Linked DNA regions of Mus musculus: region 1 is linked to region 2. Evidence: chromatin loops called from intact Hi-C (ENCODE). Cell type or tissue: left cerebral cortex. All regions are shown on one strand. Links, peaks and the distances in the headings refer to the core of each region. The heading gives the core; the rest is flanking DNA.

Region 1 (5,378 bases), core at 263-5,262, 230 kb after region 2:
CTCTGTCTGGTGGCCTTGAAGATACTATGGTGTGTGTTTTCACAACTGTAGGCATAAATACACAATTTGTCCTGTAAGCAACTCCCGTTGCTGAAATGAGGCGAAGGCTTGCCCACATTTCTAGCTCCTGAGAGAGTAAAGCTTTGCTTCAATTTGTTGAAAGGTGAATTAAGAAGACATAGCTGTGGGCTGGACAGATAGCTCAGTGGTTAAGAGCACTCGCTACTCTTGCAGAGGACCCAGAGTTCTCATTATCCACATGGTAGCTAGAGACCATGCATAACTCTAGTTCCAGGGAGTCTAACCCTGTCTCGGTTAAGGTTACTATTTCTGTTATGAAACATAATGGCCAAAAGCAACCCAAAGGCAACTTGGAGAGGAAAGGGTTTATTTCACTCACAGCTCCATACAACAGATCAAAAGGGATGAGGACAGGAACTCAAGACAGAGCAGGGACCAGGAGGCAGGAGCTGATGCAGAGGCCATGGAGGGGTGCTGCTTACTAGCTTGCTTCTCATGGCTTGCTCAGCCTGCTTCCTAATATAGAACACAGGACCACCAGCCCAGGGACAGAACCACCCACCATCGGCTGGGCCCTCGGCATCAAACACTAATTAAGAAAATACCCTAGAGGTTTGTCTACAGTCCAATACTATGGAGGCATAAGATACAATATACTAGCGGTGTGGGTCTTGTTATTCCCCCCAAGGTGTTTGGAGCAGGGGATCTGTGTGAGTTGCATCTTGTTCTGACTCGGTATCTATTATTCTTGTTTTCCGGACAGCCTCTTATTTCTGAATCCGAGCCTGTGGTCTATCATGTAGAGATGGGCCTAGAGGAAGCAGGTCATACTCTCAAAAATCACCTCGGTGAGCAAGTGAGATAGCTTCATTTGTAAAGTGCTTGCTTGGCAAGCACAAGGACCTCAGGTAGATCCCTAAAGCGCACAAAGCAAAAGAAGCTCGGTGTGTTAACACTCATTTGCAATCCAGTCGGGCGGATCCCTAGGGCTCATGGGGCCAACAAACTAGGCTACTTGGTGAATTCCAGTCTGTAACAAGAGAACTATCTCAAAAAGCAAGCAAAGATGGAAAGAAGGTAGGGAGGGCTGGAGAGAGGAAGGGATAGAGGAATGAAGGGGAGAAGAAAAAGTTAAAGTAAGGGAGAAACTTCTGAGGAATGACACCCGAGGCTGTCCTCTGACTTTATACATAGATGTGGGCACACTCACACAGAAACACACAAATCAGACCTCTACTTTGGTCTTGTTTGTCTCTGTTTTCTTTCCGGTATTGTGCCTGTCTCTTTTTCTTTTTATCTTTCCACACGTTCTTTATTTCATCTACTCCTCTTTTCTGTTTTGATTCTGTTTTTTTTTTTTTCAAATCATAATATAGCCCAATTTTGTTTTTACCATTGTCTTATTAGGCTTTTCCCCCTACAGTTATCCTTAATAAATTCATTTATATTTCTGCTTTCAACTGTTGCTTGGTTTCAATGATCTTTTTAAAGAGAGTGGTATTTAATAATGACACTTAAGTGACAAATATCACGCCCACAGAGAATTTTGAAAGAGTAGGCAGTGCATTCAAATGAGCAATGATAGCAGCTATAGCTTTAAGGGCAAAGGGTAGACCAGAGTGGAGCCTTGGCAGGGCAAAGGGGAGTGACTGTAGGAAAGGTACAGCAGCCTCAGAGGACTTGCATGCACAAGGCTGGCCGGGGTGACAGAGAAGCAGCACTCATTTTATGCTCTGTTTATAGGAAAAACAAAACAAAACAAAAAGCAAGAAACAGACATCTGGGCAGGGCTGTGGGTAAGGCAAGGTGATGCCCAAAGAGTGTCCAGTTGAAAGGAGCTGAGGAGAACAAAATGACAAAATGTAATTCACCAATGCATGAGAAAGAAGCTGAACCGAAAGCTGTGCAGGAAGACAGCACAGTTTTCCTGGAGGTTGCAGGAATGGTGGGCTGGGGGCACACTCGTCCATAAGAAGTACTTCTGAGAGTTAACAGGCCCGGCAGAGGACTTCTGTGATGGTGGGAAGGCAGGTTGGAGCCCCTTGCATCCATGCAGCTCCGGTTAAAGTTGGGCACACTAGGCAGAGAAGGTACCCAGAGACGTTTGAAAGGAGGAAGTAGCAAGAAAAGGAGGCTGAAGAAAGATCTTCCTAAGGCCAGCGCATCTGGTTCAATCAAGCCAGCTGGCCCGGGGTGAACCAGAGGGTCTGAGCAGCACTGTGCATCATGCTTATATTGCAAGTTTCCCCCTGCTGACATGGAGGGCTGGCCCTTGTGGAAGAGCACTGTTGGACTGACACTGACCTGCAGTTCTTAGTGACCTCTTCAATGCAAATCCCAGTGTCCTTCCTCAGTTTCTCCCCTGCTGGATCTCCTAGGCAAACATCAGTTAGACAGTCATTTCTCTCTGTCACTCTCACTCTCTCCCTGCAAACTTTCAAATTTCCCTTCAACTTTCCTGATCATTTTCTTCTCTCTCTCTCTCTCTCTCTCTCTCTCTCTCTCTCTCTCTCACACACACACACACACACACACACACACACACACTCCTTGAGAAATTTAATTCATTAGCTGTCCTATGACTGCTTATTTTGTGCTAAATCTCTATATCAAGAGGTGAGAGTGGCTTTTGAGGTGCTGAAGTGCAAAGAAAAACCATCAGTGAAAGAGCACAATACAGTGTGAAGAGCACTGTCATGACAGGGATGGATACCTGTGGGCTAAAGGCAGCTCCGCAGGATGAATGGCAAAGAGTGTGTTTGGAGCCAAGGGTGACATCTGCGCCCAGCCTGTGGATTCTGGCAGAGGATAGCAACATAGAAAAGTCTGTGTGACCAGGATCTGTTCAAAATGAGAATACCGCCAAACAGGAAACTGGAGGGGGAGGCTGTGGTTGAGAAGGACACTGGGGACATTGTGCCAAGATGAGGAACCTGCACTGTGTCAGATATGCACCAGGTGTGGGGAGAAAATGAGTGTGATTCTGAACATGTTGAGTTCAAGGTTTGTGGGATATTCAGACAGGGGTGCTCAGCTGCAGGTGGGTGTTAGTGCCTGGAGTTCAGCCAAGGAATTTTCAAGGGAGAGAGACTGTTTTGAGTCATGTGTGTATAATAAGTTGCTAATCCGCAGGAGGGGAGGAGCGGCAGCGGCAGGCTGAGATCACACAGGGAGGTTATATGGTTTTGTTTGTCAAAGTTGTGACCCTTGAGTCATCTGCATCAAAACCCCACAGGAGATAACTAGAGACAAGGATCTAGGCCATGCACTGAGCCCACTGACTCAGGAATCCAGGGGTGGTACCTGGATTAGCATTTTAACTTATTCTCTCTGGCATAGATTTACTTAGTGATACTATGTAGCCAGTTCCTTTGAGGGGACGCAAGACGCACTGCTCCACTGCTGGCAAGATGCACTGCTTTCTTTGCTCATCCTTGATGTACTACATTTACATAAGCTCTTCTGCGCAGCTTGCTGTCTTGACAAGCTTCTGTGTTTGTTCTTTAGGCTGATCTTTGTATTGATGGACTTCCTAGCTCCGGCCCCACATTTCCAGCAGCCTTCTAGAAACCTCTCCCAAATGGAACTCATCTGCTCTGTTCTTCTTGGAGAACCACCATCCTCTCGGACTTCCACAGCCATCTCAGAGGCACAGTACCGCCCCACTGTTTCTCTTCTTACAGGTCCTCTCCCTAGGGCACAGTCCCCCTCCCTACTGCCAGCCCCACTAAGACTGGACCCTGACTCCAGTCTTTTTTTTTTCTTGAATACATATAACTTGTTGATAAAATTGTCTTTCTGCAAGCCACACCATTGCTCTGAGATGTTGAGTCATTGCCTTGCCTGCTCAGTAAACCTTAATTGCCTTAACCAGATACTTTAATCTTATTTCCATCTGCTCCAAACCCACCTTCCAATCTTGTTCTCCCCTCTTGCCCAACCTGTGTCCTGAGCAGGGGCCACACCCCACTCAGTCCCTGCACACAGCCTCCCATCTGTTTTCTTCATCCTTTCAAACCCAGTGAAAGTTCTTTCAGGAAGCCTCGCCTGGCACCCCCACTGCATCCCAGCAGTTTGCCTTTGGTCTCCTCAAAGCACAGGCTGGTTTCATTTTTGCCATCCCATCCCATGTAGGAATAGAGTTCTCTGTTTCATTTTAAAATTATTTACCTTCCCTTCTCAGAAAACAGCTGAACAAGAATGGAACATGAGGATATGTAGGGTTCCACTCTATCACTCCCAACTAGATGACAATATGAAATTTACCTAAGCCTCAGTTTTCTCATCTGTGGAATGGGATAATGCTGTCTGCACTAGTAGAAATCAGCAGAGACAAAAGCACTTTGTGAATGCCTTTGTGAAGTGCTATAGTGTCAGATATGAAGGAGGAGTTTAACAAGCACGTTGAGTTCATGAAAAAGGTACATTTCAGAACAATCTTTAAAGTGTGACCTGTGAACACAGAATGTAAGTGACTGAACGCAAGGAAGAATTTAGTCTTGGGATCACTTGCTTTCAGTTTAGCTAAGGTTCACATATTTCCACAGCTTCAAAGTTTCAGGATTCTTTTTGCTTAGTTTCCTGGAGCTTTTTCTCTATGGAGCAGACCCATGAGGTATGCAACTTGGGTTTTATTTGAACAGCAATGTGCCTGCCCCAGGAGTGATAATCTAAGTCAATTTGGTAAAGCAATCTTGTTACAGTGGCAGCTGTGTAGTGGCCTGTTTCTAGTCACGGAGGTAAAAGGTGAAATTTGAGGCTACTGGGAAAGTGGTTTTGATAAGAATATTCCCTAGGAAGAGACTGCCTCGCCCCCACCCCACCTCCACTTCTTCAGCCTGTCATAGTAGGGTAGGGATACTAAGTTGTTGCTGGAGGATTAAGGAGTCAGAGATGGGAGTGAGGAGATGAACCAGCCTTGAAAGTGCTGATCTCTGATCTGATTGACAGAAGACACCTCTCCGTGAATGTTTCTGTCACAGATCAGCCCCTCCTTGCAGCTAATAGCATCTTAATTTATTTAAGAAATCAATTTTGTCATTTCTTGATAGCATTTTTATCACAGTTGACATATAGCTCTTTAAAAATATTTCTACAGCCTCAAAGTGTAAAAAAATAAATAAATAAAAGGGAAAATTTTTTTAGAGGAAACAAAGGGTCCTTTGTCACAGAATCCCGAAGATTTTTTGCTGTATGTGTGAGATGAATTGGAATTTTAAATAATTTGCAATATGGCAATATCTTCCATTCACATTCCATTTGCCCTGGGTGGTACTTAATCAGCAGTCAGAGTTGCCAATTTGCTTATCTTTTCTTTAGGAGACAGACACTGCCTGGTTGATTTGAGCTAGCTTATT
Region 2 (5,378 bases), core at 109-5,108:
CAGGCACACATTCCTCCTCGGGGGCTCAGTGCTTTGCAGCTCAAGCTCCTCTTCTAGAACCTGCGTCTGTGTCTCACTGAGCGCCTAGCCTGTGGGGAAGGATTTGGGTCTCCTTGCAAAACATGATGCTCCATTCTGGACCCCACTCTGCAGAGCTTGTGGATGAGAGCGAGGTCACTGGAAACCCACCAGCCTCTGGTTCTGCCTGTCTCTGAAGGTTAGTGCTTCTAGAAATTGACCTCTCTGGGAAGGATGGACGCCAAGCTAAATGGCAGGGTGGAGATAGTGGATATCCCTAAGCTGTCAAGACAAAAGCTTCAGGAACCCCACCGATACCTGGGAGGGTCAACTTTGTTCTGTCTGGCTTTGTACTTGGCTGTCTCAGACTGATCTGACCTGGCACAAGGTACTCGAATATCCGAGCCCTAGCCTGTGTCAATCTTGTAACAGCCTGTTCTTGTTCCCAGCCACTACTGCTACCTCAGGACAGGCAGGTTAGCTTCCTTAGATGGGTACAATTATGGGAAGAGCCCCAAATACTGAAGAACTTGTCCAAATGACAGACTGGAAGATCTTTTTAAAACAATTAAAATTTTAATTTATATTTTGTGTTTGTATTTATATTTGTTTGCCTGAATGTTTGTATATGCACCGTGTTTTTGTGTGACAAAACCTTTTCTGGGACAAAACACATATGTCTTATTCACCCTAAATAGGGAGCCCATGACAGACTGAAAAATGGACAGCACCAAAGTCCAATTTGGTGAGCCAGGAGTTTTACTGGGGTTACTTACAGGAGCAGAAATGACTCAAAGATAGCTGCATCACCAAGGCCTACCCCAGTGTGGGTGACAGAGCTGGGAACCTGGAGCACAGTGCACACACAGCCTGCAGGCAGGCCAACAGATTGGAGACTGCCCTTCCCAAGTGGCCTGGACTAAACCCCTTCCAGGCAGCTGGGCTGCTTTCTGCTTCTCCCAGGCTGGTATTTTTTGGCAGTTTGACTTGCAACTAAATTCTGCCTCTCTGAGAAATATTCTCAGCTTTTATTGCTCACTCTGGCAGAGAAGGACCTAGTGAATCTGCTCAGTTTTAGGGACTTCCTGAAGGTGCTTGTGTTGTTTACCTTCCCGTTTAAGGAATTTCCCTGAAGGATGGAATGTTTCAATCTTAGAGGAAACTTACTCAGCACATGTGTATGCAGTGCCCCAAGAGACCAGAGAGGCATCAGGTCCCCTAGAGATAGAGCAGTGGTTTTCAGCTTGTTGACGCTATGACCCTTTAATACAGTCCCCCATGTTGTGGTGAACTCCAACCATAAAATATTTTCATTGCTACTTCATAATTGTAATTTTGCTACTGTTATGAATCCTGTTTTAGATATAGGATATTTCCAATTGTCCTAGGCAAGCCCTGTGAAAGGGTCATTCCATCCCCCAAAGGGGTCATGGCCCATAGGTTGAGAACTGCTGAACTAGAGCTAAAGTAGTAAGCCACCATGTGGGTGCTGTCAACGAAACCCTGAGCAGTAAGTGCTTTTAGTCACTGAACTGGCTCTCCAGCCCCTTAGACAGGAGGGTCTTACATAAGTATTGTGACCTCCCAGGGATACCTTCTACAGCAGTGGCACCTGAATGTAGCGGCTGGAATAGTATTTCAGTCTGGAGGCGTTCTGAGAACAAGAGAGATGAGTTTGGCTGCTGGAGATAGGCTTGAGGAACAAAGACAGAGAGAGGGGTAAAGACACATCAATACCAGCCTTCCACAGGAAAGCTGACCTTAGTCCCCAGAAGTGTCCCTAGGGGGCAGCACAGAACCTGGGTAGAGTAAGCCCTAACCAGCAAGTGTCCTGGGCCCGTTGGAGGATTTTCTACTTATGGGAAGACAGGGGCTAAGGAGCCTAGGCTGAAGCAACATTTCACATTTAAACTGTAGCAGTCAGTTTGTGCCTTTGTGAAAACTGGACAAAAAGTGCCCCACAATGTACTTTTCTGTGTGCGTGTGTGCGCGCGCACATACCCACACACCCCTCCAAACAAACAAAAACAAAAACAAAAAACCCCAAAACAATCCTCATTAGAAATTGAGCTCCTTCCTCCCGGGATAGCCCCTCACCAGCAAGCCTAACTTTGTTATCAGGTCAGGGCTGCATTCCAGATCCCCACGACCCCAGGTCCAGTACCTCTGTGCAGTGAGCAACTTGCGAAGCCATGTGAGGCAGTTTTGGCTAGGTGCTGTTCACCGCTTGCATCCAAGCGGCTTCAATTGATGTACTCACCACGTGTGGCTAAGAGTCCCATTGCCCAAGAAAGACAGCTGCAAGAAACACCGGCAAAGATCTTTCTCGGTGGATCTAAGGAGCCAGGATTCTGGTCCTGCTGTTTGGGATGGGTGCCAACGGGCTTGTATATGCTTGTCTGTATATGCTTGGGACAAGAGGGGGTGCTGGTGCGAGGTGGCTGTCGGAAGCAGATTTAGGGACCAGGAATCTTCAGACTATAACAGGCCTTGGCTCAGGGAGGATAGGAGCCCTCTGCTTTGCTAAATGTGCGCCCTCTGGGCAATTCTCAGTTGGGCAGTCACCAGGAGGACAGTCACCAGAAAGCTTCGTTGCGATATTTTCAGGCTTCGAGTTGTCAAGGAGAACAGGGCCACCAACCACGCTCCTTAGCAGGGTCTACAGCTGGCTTACCCCGCACCATAAAGCTATGTGCTTAAACCAGAAAGTTCCACCCAGATAGAGGTGCCAGTCTTCTCCAGCACATCAGATTGCAGCGGTACTCCCTTCTTGTCACTAGAGGGCGGCCGTGTGCAAAGGGAAAGCAGAGTGTTTGCTGCTAGCCTTGTGGTGCCTGGGACAAGAATCTTGTCCCAATATGGGTTCTCAAGAGAGTGAAAGCAGTGCTAGGCCATGACAGTGTCTCCCACCAGCCCCAGTAGGATTATATTTTGCATAATTAAACAGTAATTAACATTAGGTAAATTAAGTACTTTTAATAACGGGCTATAGTGGTGGTGGGTGGGCTGCTAATCTGATGGGAGGAGATGGTCGTGAGGTGTCTCCTGGGTCTAGTTCTTTCTCTCTCTTAATTTAAATATCTTTACTTTTTTGATAATTTATATATGTGTCAATAAGAGGATGACGTAATCACAGTTGTGGTAACTCCAGATTATCTTATATAAGGAATTCAGATGGTTACAGGAAGCTTCAAAGAACCCTAATTTTTTAGTTAAAAAAAAAAATCCTAACCATTTACTTTTGTAGATAGAGTCTCAGGTAGTACAGGCTATGTTGTCAAGGATGGTTTTAAGTTCACACTCCTCCTGCCCCTGTCTGGAGTGTTGGGATCACAAGTGTCCCACCATGCCCATGAAGGGCTGAGGGTCAAACTCAGTGCTTTGTGTATGCAAGGCAACCAGCCTACCAACAGGTTCACACATACAGCCCAACCATGTATTAGAGTTCTTAAAAGCATATATACTGTATATTAAATTAGAAAGAAAATTGACTTAAATAACGTATTTACCGAAAACAGCCTATCTACGTACCTGTTTTGTAATAAGAAAGCCTGTATTTATTCCCGTCGTTAAAAATACTTATCATATCAGATTTGGGTTTTTTCCTCAGCTGGTGCGGGTGAGCTTCCTGTCCCTTGCAGGTTCCTGTTACCCTCTGGGAGAGTCTAATGCATGAGGCAGCTGGTCTTGGCAGAATCGTTACTGAGAGCATCATTTTCACCCATGAGCCAATCTCTCTGCAAGAACCAGCTTCTCCGGACCTCAGATCGTCCCTCAGGAAATGCTAAACACAGCTCCCCTGCAGACTGGGCTCCAGGGTAGTTACCCTTTCTTCTCCCTCTTTTTCTCTTACTGATAATTTTAAAATTTATTTATTTTATATGTATGGGTGTTTTGCTTGTGTGTATGTTCGATGCTTGTGCAGGTCAAAAGAAGGCATCAAGATCCCCTTGAACTGCAGCTGTAGACATCTGTGAGCCACCGTGTAGGTGCTGAGAACTGAGCCTGGGTCCTCTATAAAAGCAACAAGTGTCCCAAACCCCAGAGCCATCTCCAGCCCTGTTGTTCTGTGAACAGCAGTCTTTCCCTTCTTAGAAGAGTATCTCAGTTGACCACTTTTCCTTCCTCTCCTCTCCCCTCCCCTGCTCTCTCCTGCCCTCTCCCATCCTCCCCCTCCCCCTCACACACACACACACACACACACACACACACGCGCGCGCGCGCGCGCACACACACACACTTTCTCCTGTAGCACTGGGGATTGAATTGGGGTCTATCTTACCCATGGTAGGAAAGTGCTTTACCACTGACCCTGGTCCCTTGTGTGCAGTAGCCTGGATTTTCTTTGGGGACTGTTTCTTCTCACTTTCTTCTTCTTCTTTTCCTTTTTCTTTTCTTATCTTTTTTTTCTTTTTCTTTCAGAAAATGTTTTTCTGAAACATTTTCTGAACCTGCCTTTGCCTTCCAAGTGCTGGGACTAAAGTCCTGCGCCACCACTTCCCTGCTCTTCCCACTTCCAGTCCTGTAATCTGGATGGGGATGGCCCTGACCCCAACTCCAGGGCTGGATGTGTGATCAACACTTTAGCCTTAGTCACTGTCACAGGAGATGATGTATGCTGCTTAGTTTGATGTCAATCTGACAGCAGCTAGAATCTTAGAGAAGAGGGAGTCTGAACTGAGAAACTGCCTCCATAAAACTCACCAGGAGGCAAGTCAGTAGTGCCTTTTCTTGATTAATGAGTGATGTCGGTTGGCTGAGTCCATGGTGGGTGGTTCCATCCTTAGGCTGGGTGGTCTTGAGTTGTATAAGAAAGCAGGCTGAATAACGTAGTAGACAGGATTCCTCCATGGCCTCTGCTTCAGTTCCTATCTCCAGGTTTCTGCTTTAAATTGCTGTCCTGGCTTCCCTGGATGATGAAGTGTGTCCTGACAGTTGTAAAGTGAAATAAGTTCTTCCCTCTCCAGTGTGCTTTTGGTTATGGTATTTTTCTCAGCAATAGAAACCATAAACAAGACAGGGAATGCGTGGTGTTTTCATGCTGGTGTGGGTTTGTCTGAACTTTCTCTGCTGATTCTGCCCATGGGAAGATGCCAGTTCAGTGGCTACCTTCCACTGTGCGGAGTCTGAGGACAAAGCCAACATGGAGAGGACAAAGGCAGACTATGGAGAGGTAGAGTATAGTGCTTATCTCAGCGATGGAGCTTGAGTCCGGCTGAGGGTGTCCCAACATTCAACTGTAAGAGCCAATGTGTTTCTCCTTTCCCTCACTGGTCTGGGTCTAGCAATCTGCTGCTAACCCGGGAAGTATCTGTACAGCATAAGTTAGCATAGTTGCCTGGATGAGGTTTGCACGTGGA

Evidence for each region. A loop is a pair of places that touch in the nucleus more often than their neighbours do. Peaks named below come from ENCODE experiments on the same cell type or tissue, not always from the same donor. Only the 100,000 strongest peaks of a DNase experiment are listed, where the experiment ranks them.
Region 1: a loop joins it to region 2, with 2.1 times the contacts of the local background. A loop is called at or near these places in 1 of 42 quality-filtered maps.

What each region holds. Positions count from the first base shown.
Region 1 is chr6:38,879,992-38,885,369 of GRCm38, forward strand. It overlaps a transcript of Tbxas1 not described here. Among named protein-coding and RNA genes, the nearest start is that of Hipk2, 6.5 kb to the left of the region's middle. In left cerebral cortex, for the core only: no CTCF peak of the experiment used is centred there; DNase peaks (open chromatin) are centred at 2,997 and 3,397.
Region 2 is chr6:38,647,952-38,653,329 of GRCm38, forward strand. No RefSeq gene overlaps it. Among named protein-coding and RNA genes, the nearest start is that of Clec2l, 12 kb to the right of the region's middle. In left cerebral cortex, for the core only: CTCF peaks have their summits at 1,797, 1,997 and 2,802 (motif pointing right); a DNase peak (open chromatin) is centred at 2,797.